Regions from separate parts of the Homo sapiens genome. Here region 2 is linked to region 1. Evidence: chromatin contacts called from ENCODE Hi-C or POLR2A ChIA-PET data. All regions are on one chromosome and are shown on one strand. The core of a region is the stretch at or near the end of the contact, and the rest is flanking DNA. Distances in the headings are between cores, read along the strand shown.

What was found. Hi-C counts contacts between places; a loop is a spot of excess contacts on that map. ChIA-PET counts read pairs that join two places held with the same protein, here RNA polymerase II (POLR2A).
Region 2: a loop to region 1 is called in a map of breast epithelium, with 13 times the contacts of the local background. The contact joins two enhancer-like sites. A Hi-C loop is called at or near these places in 1 of 168 maps with a recorded cell type or tissue (breast epithelium) and 1 of 37 single-sample maps with no recorded cell type. POLR2A ChIA-PET finds 5 or more read pairs at or near these places in 6 of 52 experiments (Caco-2, WTC11, activated CD4-positive, alpha-beta T cell and 3 more).

What each region holds. Positions count from the first base shown.
Region 1 is chr17:77,303,660-77,307,530 of GRCh38, forward strand. It overlaps SEPTIN9 (septin 9), which reads left to right. Exons shown (of 12, transcript NM_001113491.2): 2 at 3,482-3,538. Among named protein-coding and RNA genes, the nearest start is that of SEPTIN9-DT, 24 kb to the left of the region's middle. RefSeq lists enhancers at 63-950, 3,388-3,532 and a cis regulatory region at 3,453-3,466. Within about 2 kb of position 1,617, at least 3 of the 41 ENCODE cell types and tissues checked have a DNase peak (open chromatin) inside an H3K27ac peak, as active enhancers do.
Region 2 is chr17:77,340,389-77,344,259 of GRCh38, forward strand. The region is part of intron 2 of SEPTIN9 (septin 9); the gene reads left to right. Among named protein-coding and RNA genes, the nearest start is that of MIR4316, 55 kb to the right of the region's middle. Within about 2 kb of position 2,128, at least 10 of the 41 ENCODE cell types and tissues checked have a DNase peak (open chromatin) inside an H3K27ac peak, as active enhancers do.

The sequences.
Region 1 (3,871 bases), core at 367-2,866:
GACAGAGCAAGACTCCATCTCAAAAGTAGTAATAATAATAATAATAATAATAATATCACTTATTGAGTTTTAATTTTGTGCCAGGCACTGTGCTAGTACTTGCGCCATGTGACCTCATTGACTCGGAACAACCTATGAGTAAGCACCATCTCTGTCCCCAAGGAAGCTGAGACTCAGGAAATGGAAGTCATCTCCCAGGGCCCACAGCAAGGGCCTGGCGAGGTCTGCGTTCAAATTCTGATCATCTGACTCCAGGCTTTCCTGCCTCCTTTGCCTCCCAAAAACTCAAATACTTTCATCTGGGATGACTCCAGACAGCTAGATTTCAATTGTCTTCTCTCCTTCTGAGTATGTTTTATTTTAAAATCACATAAAGATAACTCACTTCTCAACTGGAGCCACGGAATCGTTAGATGTCTTGGAGACTTTTCTAGCTACCTCTTTGCTGGACTCAGACACAGGCCTGAATAATTAGGTCCAAGGAGCTGAACTGGAGCCGCTCGTGGCCAGAGGTCCCTTCCTGGGAACAGCAGTGGCGGCAGCGGCTGCGCTGAGCCTGGCAATTTGTTCAAGAGCAGGGGATGCTCAGGCTGCGCTCGCCCCCTTCTTATGAACGGTTTGCTTTGCGTCTTCTCTGTGCCAAGGGCTGCCAGGCACCAGATGCCCATTTTAGGAAATCAGAAAAATAAACAGTGTAAATAAAACAAAAACTCCACCCAAGAAATCTGAGACAGATGCTGTTTTCCCCACCGTTTCTCCACCCCCATGCTGGGTTTGGAGAGAGTGGGCCAGCATGTTTCCTACGGATAAGAGGCCCTGGGGTATTTAACCTGGATGGAACCTCTTCTATTTTCCTTTTGCCTGGTGCTAGGGGGCAGAAGGCAGGGGTGGTGTCCATCTGGCCCAGGGAGGAGGATAGGGCAGCCTTTGTCGCCGGCATCCCCTGCAGAGATGTCTCAGCCAGAAGTGACTCCATCCTCAGGAACGTGTGTCCTGTTCTTTGCTGGGCGGCCCCTCCTTACCCCCCATTGTTTCCACAGTGGGGTGTGCTAGATTTATGGGCAGAGTTCTGGTTCACTCTCAGCCCCGGACAGCAGAATGTCCCAGTAGTGCACTGATGGTGTGTGCGTGGGGATGTGTGGAACAGGGGATAGTGACCCCGTGTGCGTTATATGCAGTGCGGCTTCCAGTCGGGTGTGTGAAGGGGGTGCTCATGGCCATCGTGGAAGTGAGCTCAGCTGGGGCTGGAGGGTCCAGGCTCACTGTATGCCACTCAGCAGCCTTGGGAGTGGGGTTCATCCTCCTCCCCGCTCCTCTCCCCTCCTGGTCCTGGGCAGCCCACCGGAGCTGCACTCTGGGCCATCTCTCCTGGTCTTAAGGAGGCTGTCATTTCTGGGAGGCAGATGCTGGCCCTTCCATCCTTGCTTCCTGGAGATCTGCGCCGAGGTCTGCCTTTCTGTCTGGAGGGACTGGCCAGGAACCCCTGGGTTTTCCTGGTGGGGTTTTTGTTGCTTAGCAGTGAGCAGAGTGAGTGGGCACCAAGAGGAGGATGCTGGGTGAGGTCACGGACATGGCTGGGGCAGGCTGGGGGTGCTGGAGGTGAATTCCGCAGCTGTGCGACCTTGGGCAGTTTGCCCAGCCCTGGGCCTCGCTTCCTCCTCTATGAAATGGGGCGGGAGCACCTGCCTGCTGGGGTTGTGGGTTGGGTGAATCGGAGCTAAGGTACAGCTCACAGCCTGCCGTCAGACCCTCGCAAGCAGAAGTGGGTGTCCCTGCTCAGCGTCCTCCGGTCCCTCCTTCAAGGCTCAGCTTTGTCCTCATCTCCTCCATGAAGCCTCCCTGGTTACTCCAGGAGTCACGACCCACACCCTCTTTGGAGCCTTGTGTCACACGCATTTCTCACGGTGTTGCTTTCCCTGGAGGATGGGTTCAACTAAAATTGGGGCCCATCTGGGGGTTCCCTCCAGCACCAGAGAAGCTCAGGCTTAGTAGAGATGGGTACCCTGTCAATACTAGTTCCGCGAAGGATACACTGTGCTCATTCTGCTGCCAGTTGCTGAGTCTGGTGTCCTGTAGTTATGGAACATGTGTACAGGCCTGGGCTGCTGGACACGAAGGCCAGATGGGCAGTTCACTCTGCCTCCGCTCTGAGCCTTTAGAAACAAGCTGGCTGCACCCATTTCCATCTGGTCACAGTTTAGGAGTGGGGTTGTGGAATGGATGGAAGGAAGGATGAGTGGGTGGGTGGGGGGGTGGGTGGGTGGGTGGATGGATGGATGGATGATGGGTGGATGGGTTGATGGATGGGTGGATTAGGTGGACAGGTGAATGGATTGGTGGGTGGGTGGGTGGGTGAAGGGCTGAATAGGTGGGTTGGGTGGATGGGTGGATGGATGTGTGGAGGGGTGGTGGGGTGGATGGGGTCCATGGGTGAATGGATGGATGGATGGGTGAATGGAGTAAATGAGTGGGTGGATGGATGGATGGATGCTGCAAGAGCCTTTCTGGAGGGTTCCAGGGAGGAACTGGCATCTTTGACCAGCAGCCAGCATGGTGATCAGATACAGGGAGGTGTCTGGGTCTGCCTGATCCCTTATCTCACTGTTGGTGGGACTGGGCTGGTTATGTGTCCCTGAAGCTCTCTGAAGGGTGGCTGTATGGCATTGCCCAGGGGACATCCCCAGAGTGCCGTGCTCTACAGCAATAGGGTGGCCGCCTGTGCTCCCAGGGCCGCTCCTCCTGGCAGCCTTTCGGGTTTGCTTGGCTTAGCACCTCAGCAAATCTCCTCGAGTTAGGACTTGCCTGCCATGAGCCTCTCCAACAAGCAGCCCCAGGCCAAGGCCTGTGTGTGGGCAGAGGGAGCGCATGCCGCGGGAGGCTGCATTAATCTGAGGTTCTGTTTTTGTTCCCTCCTGGGGCAAAAGGTAAAAATAGCCTGTCCCACTCCATCCCCAAATCCAGCCCGGCTGCACCCAGCCCTGGGAGTGAAGGGGGCTGGGTCAGGACTGCCCGTGAGTTGTAGACCCTGGTGTAGGGAAACCCTGATTCATAAGACGGGTGGACATGGAGGAAGGAGGAGACTCCGTCCAGCAGAGACACGCTTGGGTGCAGCCCAGCTTGGAGTCTGATGGACGTGGGCTCACCTGTGTGCAACTCTCATTCACTGTGTGGCCACAGGGAAGTGACACTCTGTGGAGACTCAGATTCCTTATCTGCAAAACAGGGGTAGTAGGGCTTGGGGGAGGATGTGTGTGAAGGTTTGGCCCAGGGCCCCTCCAGCAGCCAGACAGCAGTGGCTGTCATCCCTCCAGCGTCCAGGGTTACCTGGGGGAGTAGGGCCTCTGTCCCCAGATGGGCCCCGTTTCTGGCTCTGGAACTCACAGCAGGAGCAAAGGCGAGGACATTCCTGGTGTTAATCATCCACCCGGAGGGAGAGCGCCAGTGGCCTTGTGTGACCTTTGCCCTTTGTCTCTGTCTTTAGGAGGCACGCGGACCTCCAGTGGCCGGCTCCGGAGGCTTGGTGACTCCAGTGGCCCAGGTAGGTGGCTCGCTCCGCTCTGGCCCCACCCAGCTCATGGGTGTGTTTGTGCTGGGGTCCCTTCATTCTGGTCTGGGACCTGCCTCCCCACCTGGCTTCCCTGGATGAGTGGGGCCACTTGCCCATTTCCCAGGGAGACGCAGTCTTTGACGGCTTTGGACTCAGGTGGCTTCCAGGCCTGTCGACGCTGCCCTGCTGGAGATGATCCTTGTGGGGGCAGGGGCAGCCACCCCCAGGCTCAGGGAGCAAGCCCGTGTGTGCGGGACAGAGGAGAGAACAGGAGATAGATAGGGCTGGATGATTTGGTTTGAGATGCTGAGGGGACAGATGTGC
Region 2 (3,871 bases), core at 878-3,377, 37 kb after region 1:
CCCCAGCCTTCAAAAGTGCTGGGATTACAGGCGTGAGTTGCCGCACCAGGCCTCAATGGGTTTTTAATATTCAGTAAACCATGCTGTAAACAGATGTGCTGTCAAGTAGGGCCTGTTATTCCATTTCTGAAGCATAGACAGAATAGATTTGGCAGAATTCTTAAGGGCCCTAGGATTTTTGGAACGGTCAATGAGTATTGGCTTTAACTTACGGTCAACAGCTGCGTTAGCCTCTCATGAGAGTCAGCCTGTCCTTTGAAGCTTTAAAGACAGGCATTGACTTCTCCCCTCTAGCTATGAAAATCCTAGATGACATCTTCTTCCAGTAGAAGGTGGGACATCTATGCTGAAATTCTGTTGCTTAGTGTAGCCACCTTCATCAGTGCTCTGAGCTAGATCTTCTGGGTAACTTGCTGCCGCTTCTCCATCAGCACCTGCTGCTTCACCTTGCACTTTTACATTATAGAGATGGCTTCTTTCCTTAAACTTCATGACCTGACCTCTGCTAGCCTCAAACTTTCCTTCTCCAGCTTCCTCACTTCTCTTAGCCTTCATACCATTGAAGAGAGTTAGGGCTTTGCCCTGGATTAGGCTTTTGTTTAAGGGAATGTTGTGGCTGATTTGATCTTCTATCCAGACCACTCAAACTTTCTTCATATCAGCATTAAGGCTGTTTTGCTTTCTTCTTCTTCATGTGTGCACTGGAATCGCACTTTTAATTTCTTTCAATAACTTTTTCTTGGCATTCACAACTTGGCTAGCTATTTGGCATAAGAGATCTCACTTTTGCCTGTCTTGGCTTTCGACACGCCTTCCTCACTCAGCTTAATCATTTCTAGCTTTTGATTTAAAGTGAGAGACGGGTGACTCTTCCTTTCACTTGAACACTTAGAGGCCATTGTAGGGTTATTAATTGGCCTAATTTCAATATTGTTGAGTCTCAGGGAATAGGGATGCCTGAGCAGAGGGAGAGAGAGCGGGGAACAGCCAGTCAGTGGAGCAGTCAGAACATACAACGTTTATTGAATAAGTTCACTGTCTTATCTGGATGTGGCTCGTCATGCCCCAAAAACAACTGCAATAATGGCATTGAAGATCACTGATCACTGGGCGCGGTGGCCCATGCCTGTAATCCCAGCACTTTGGGAGGCCGAGGCAGGTGGATCACCTGAGGTCAGGAGTTTGAGACCAGCCTGGCCAACATGGTGAAACCTCGTCTCTACTAAAAATACCAAAATTAGCCAGGCGTGGTGGCGGGTGCCTGTAGTCCCAGCTACTGGGGAAGCTGGGGCAGAAGAGTCGCTTGAACCTGGGAGGTGGAGGTTGCAGTGAGCCGAGATCACACCACTGCACTCCACTGCACTCCAGCCTGGGCAACAGAGCGAGACTCCATCTCAAAAAAAAAAAAAAAGGGCCGGGCGCAGTGGCTCACGCCTGTAATCCCAGCACTTTGGGAGGCCGAGGCGGGCAGATCATGAGGTCAGGGGATTGAGACCATCCTGGCTAACACGATGAAACCCCGTCTCTACTAAAGATACGAAAAAAATAGCCGGGCGTGGTGGTGGGTGCCTGTAGTCCCAGCTACTCGGGAGGCTGAGGCAGGAGAATGGCGTGAACCCGGGAGGCGGAGCTTGCAGTGAGCCGAGATCGCGCCGCTGCACTCCAGACAGAGCAAGACTCTGTCTCAAAAAAAAAAAAACAAAGAAAGAAAAAAGAAAAAAGAGATCACAGATCACCATAGCAGATATAATAATAATGAAAAAGTTTGAACTATTTCAAGAATCATCAAACTCCTACACAGAGACACAGTGTTAACATGTTGTTGGAAAAATGGTGCCAGCAGACTTACTTGATGCAGGGCTGCCACGAACCTTCAATTTGTAAAAAGTGCAGTATCTGTGAAGCACAATGAAATGAGGTGTGCCTGTGTTCCTTGTCACTGTAATGTCGGTAGGATCCGTAAGGAAAACACTTCATTCCTTTTATTGTGACTTTATGTTCGCCATCTCCCTCTCATCAGCAGCCTGGCTAGGAGGTTATCAATCTAGATCTTTTTAAAGAACCAGCATTGGACTCCCCTTTTCTGGTGTCCATTTCCTTGAGTTTCTCTGTTATCTTCATTACTTCCTTCCTTGTACTTGCTTCAGCGCATTAGTCAGGGCCCAGTCAGGAAACAAAAACCACACCGGCAATTTGAATAGCAACTTGTAATATAAAGTGTTCTTAACTGTAAGAGGTAGTTAACTATTAAAGGGATCACAAAGGGGTGACATTGTGATATAAGAAAGATGTATTTGGGCTGGGCTCGGTGCAGTGGCTCATGTTTGTAATCCCAGCACTTTGGGAGGCTGAGGCAGGCGGATCCCTTGAGCTCAGGAGTTTGAGACCAGCCTGGGCAACATGGTGAAACCTCATGTCTACCAAAAATACAAAAAATTATCCTGGCGTGGCGGTGTGTGCCTGCGGTTCCAGCTACTTGGGAGGTTGAGGTGAGAGGATAGTTTGAGCCCGGGAAGGCAGACGTTGTGGTGAGCCGAGATTGCACTACTGCACTCCAGCCTGGATGACAGAGGGAGACTCTGTCTCAAAAATCAATGTATCTGTCTGTCTGTCTGTCTATCTATCTATCTATCTATCTATCTATCTATCTATCTAGTCTCTGTCCCCCAACTTTGTTTGGCATGTAGCTCCTAAAACTCTTGAAATCTCCAAAGTGATGGGTGTCTTTTTGTTTGCTAAGGAGGCGACTGGTGGCTGGAGGCTCCTGGACAGCCTGGGGATAAGGGCTGGTTGCCAGGGGACCCAGCCTTGTGATTAGAAGGCTAGAACTTGCAGCCTTTCCCATCCACCTCCTGCGAGGCAAGAGGGGATGAAGGTTGAGTTGATCATCAATGGCCAAAGATTTCATGTCATGCTTATGTAGTGAAGCCTCCCTGAAAACCCAAAAGGATGAGGTTTGTAGAGTTTCAGGTTGTTGAATACCTGCAGGTGCTGGGAGGGCAGTGTACCCTCCCGTGGAAGCTCCATGCCGCTTCCTTCATACCTTTCTTATGCATCTCTTCCAGTTGGCTGTTCATTTGTATCCTTTGAAATATCATTTGTAATAAGTCAGCAATTTTAAGTAAACTGATTTCCTGGGTTCTGTGAGTCACTCAAGCAAATTATTGAACCTGAGAAGGGAGTTGTGAAGACCTCAAATTTGTAGCCAAGTCAGACAGAAGTTATGGGTAACCTGGTGTCTTACCACTTGCGACTGATCTCTGAAGTTGAGGGCAGTCTTGTGAGATGGAACCCTTAACCTATGGGATCTGCACTAACTCTGGTTGGTGTCAGAATTGAACTGAATTGCAGGACACCCAGTTGGGGACTGCTGAGTATTGGAGAATTGCTTGGGGGTCGGCGGGAGGAAACCACACATCTGGTGTCAGAGCTGAAGCACTGAGTGTTGTGAATGAGAGTGGAGAGATAGAGTTTGTTTTGCCTTATGCAAGAGGACTCTAAGGAGTATAGAAAGAGCAAATATGAGAAGCAGCTACTTTAGAAGAAAACATAGGAGGAAAGCTTCGTGACATTGGAGTTGGCAATGCTTTCTTGGATGTGACACCGAAAATACAACAAAAGAAATAAATGATAAATTGGACTTCACCAAAACTTAAAACTTTTGTGCATCAAGGAATACTACCAATGGCGTGAAAAGGAAATCCACAGAATGGAAGAAAGTATTTGAAAATCGTATATCCGATAAAGGACTAGTATCCAGAATATATAAAGAACTCCTACAACTAAGCCACAAAACAAAAAAAAACAACCCAGTGAACAGACATTTTTCCACAGAAGACATACCAATGGCCAAGAAGCACAGGAAGAGATG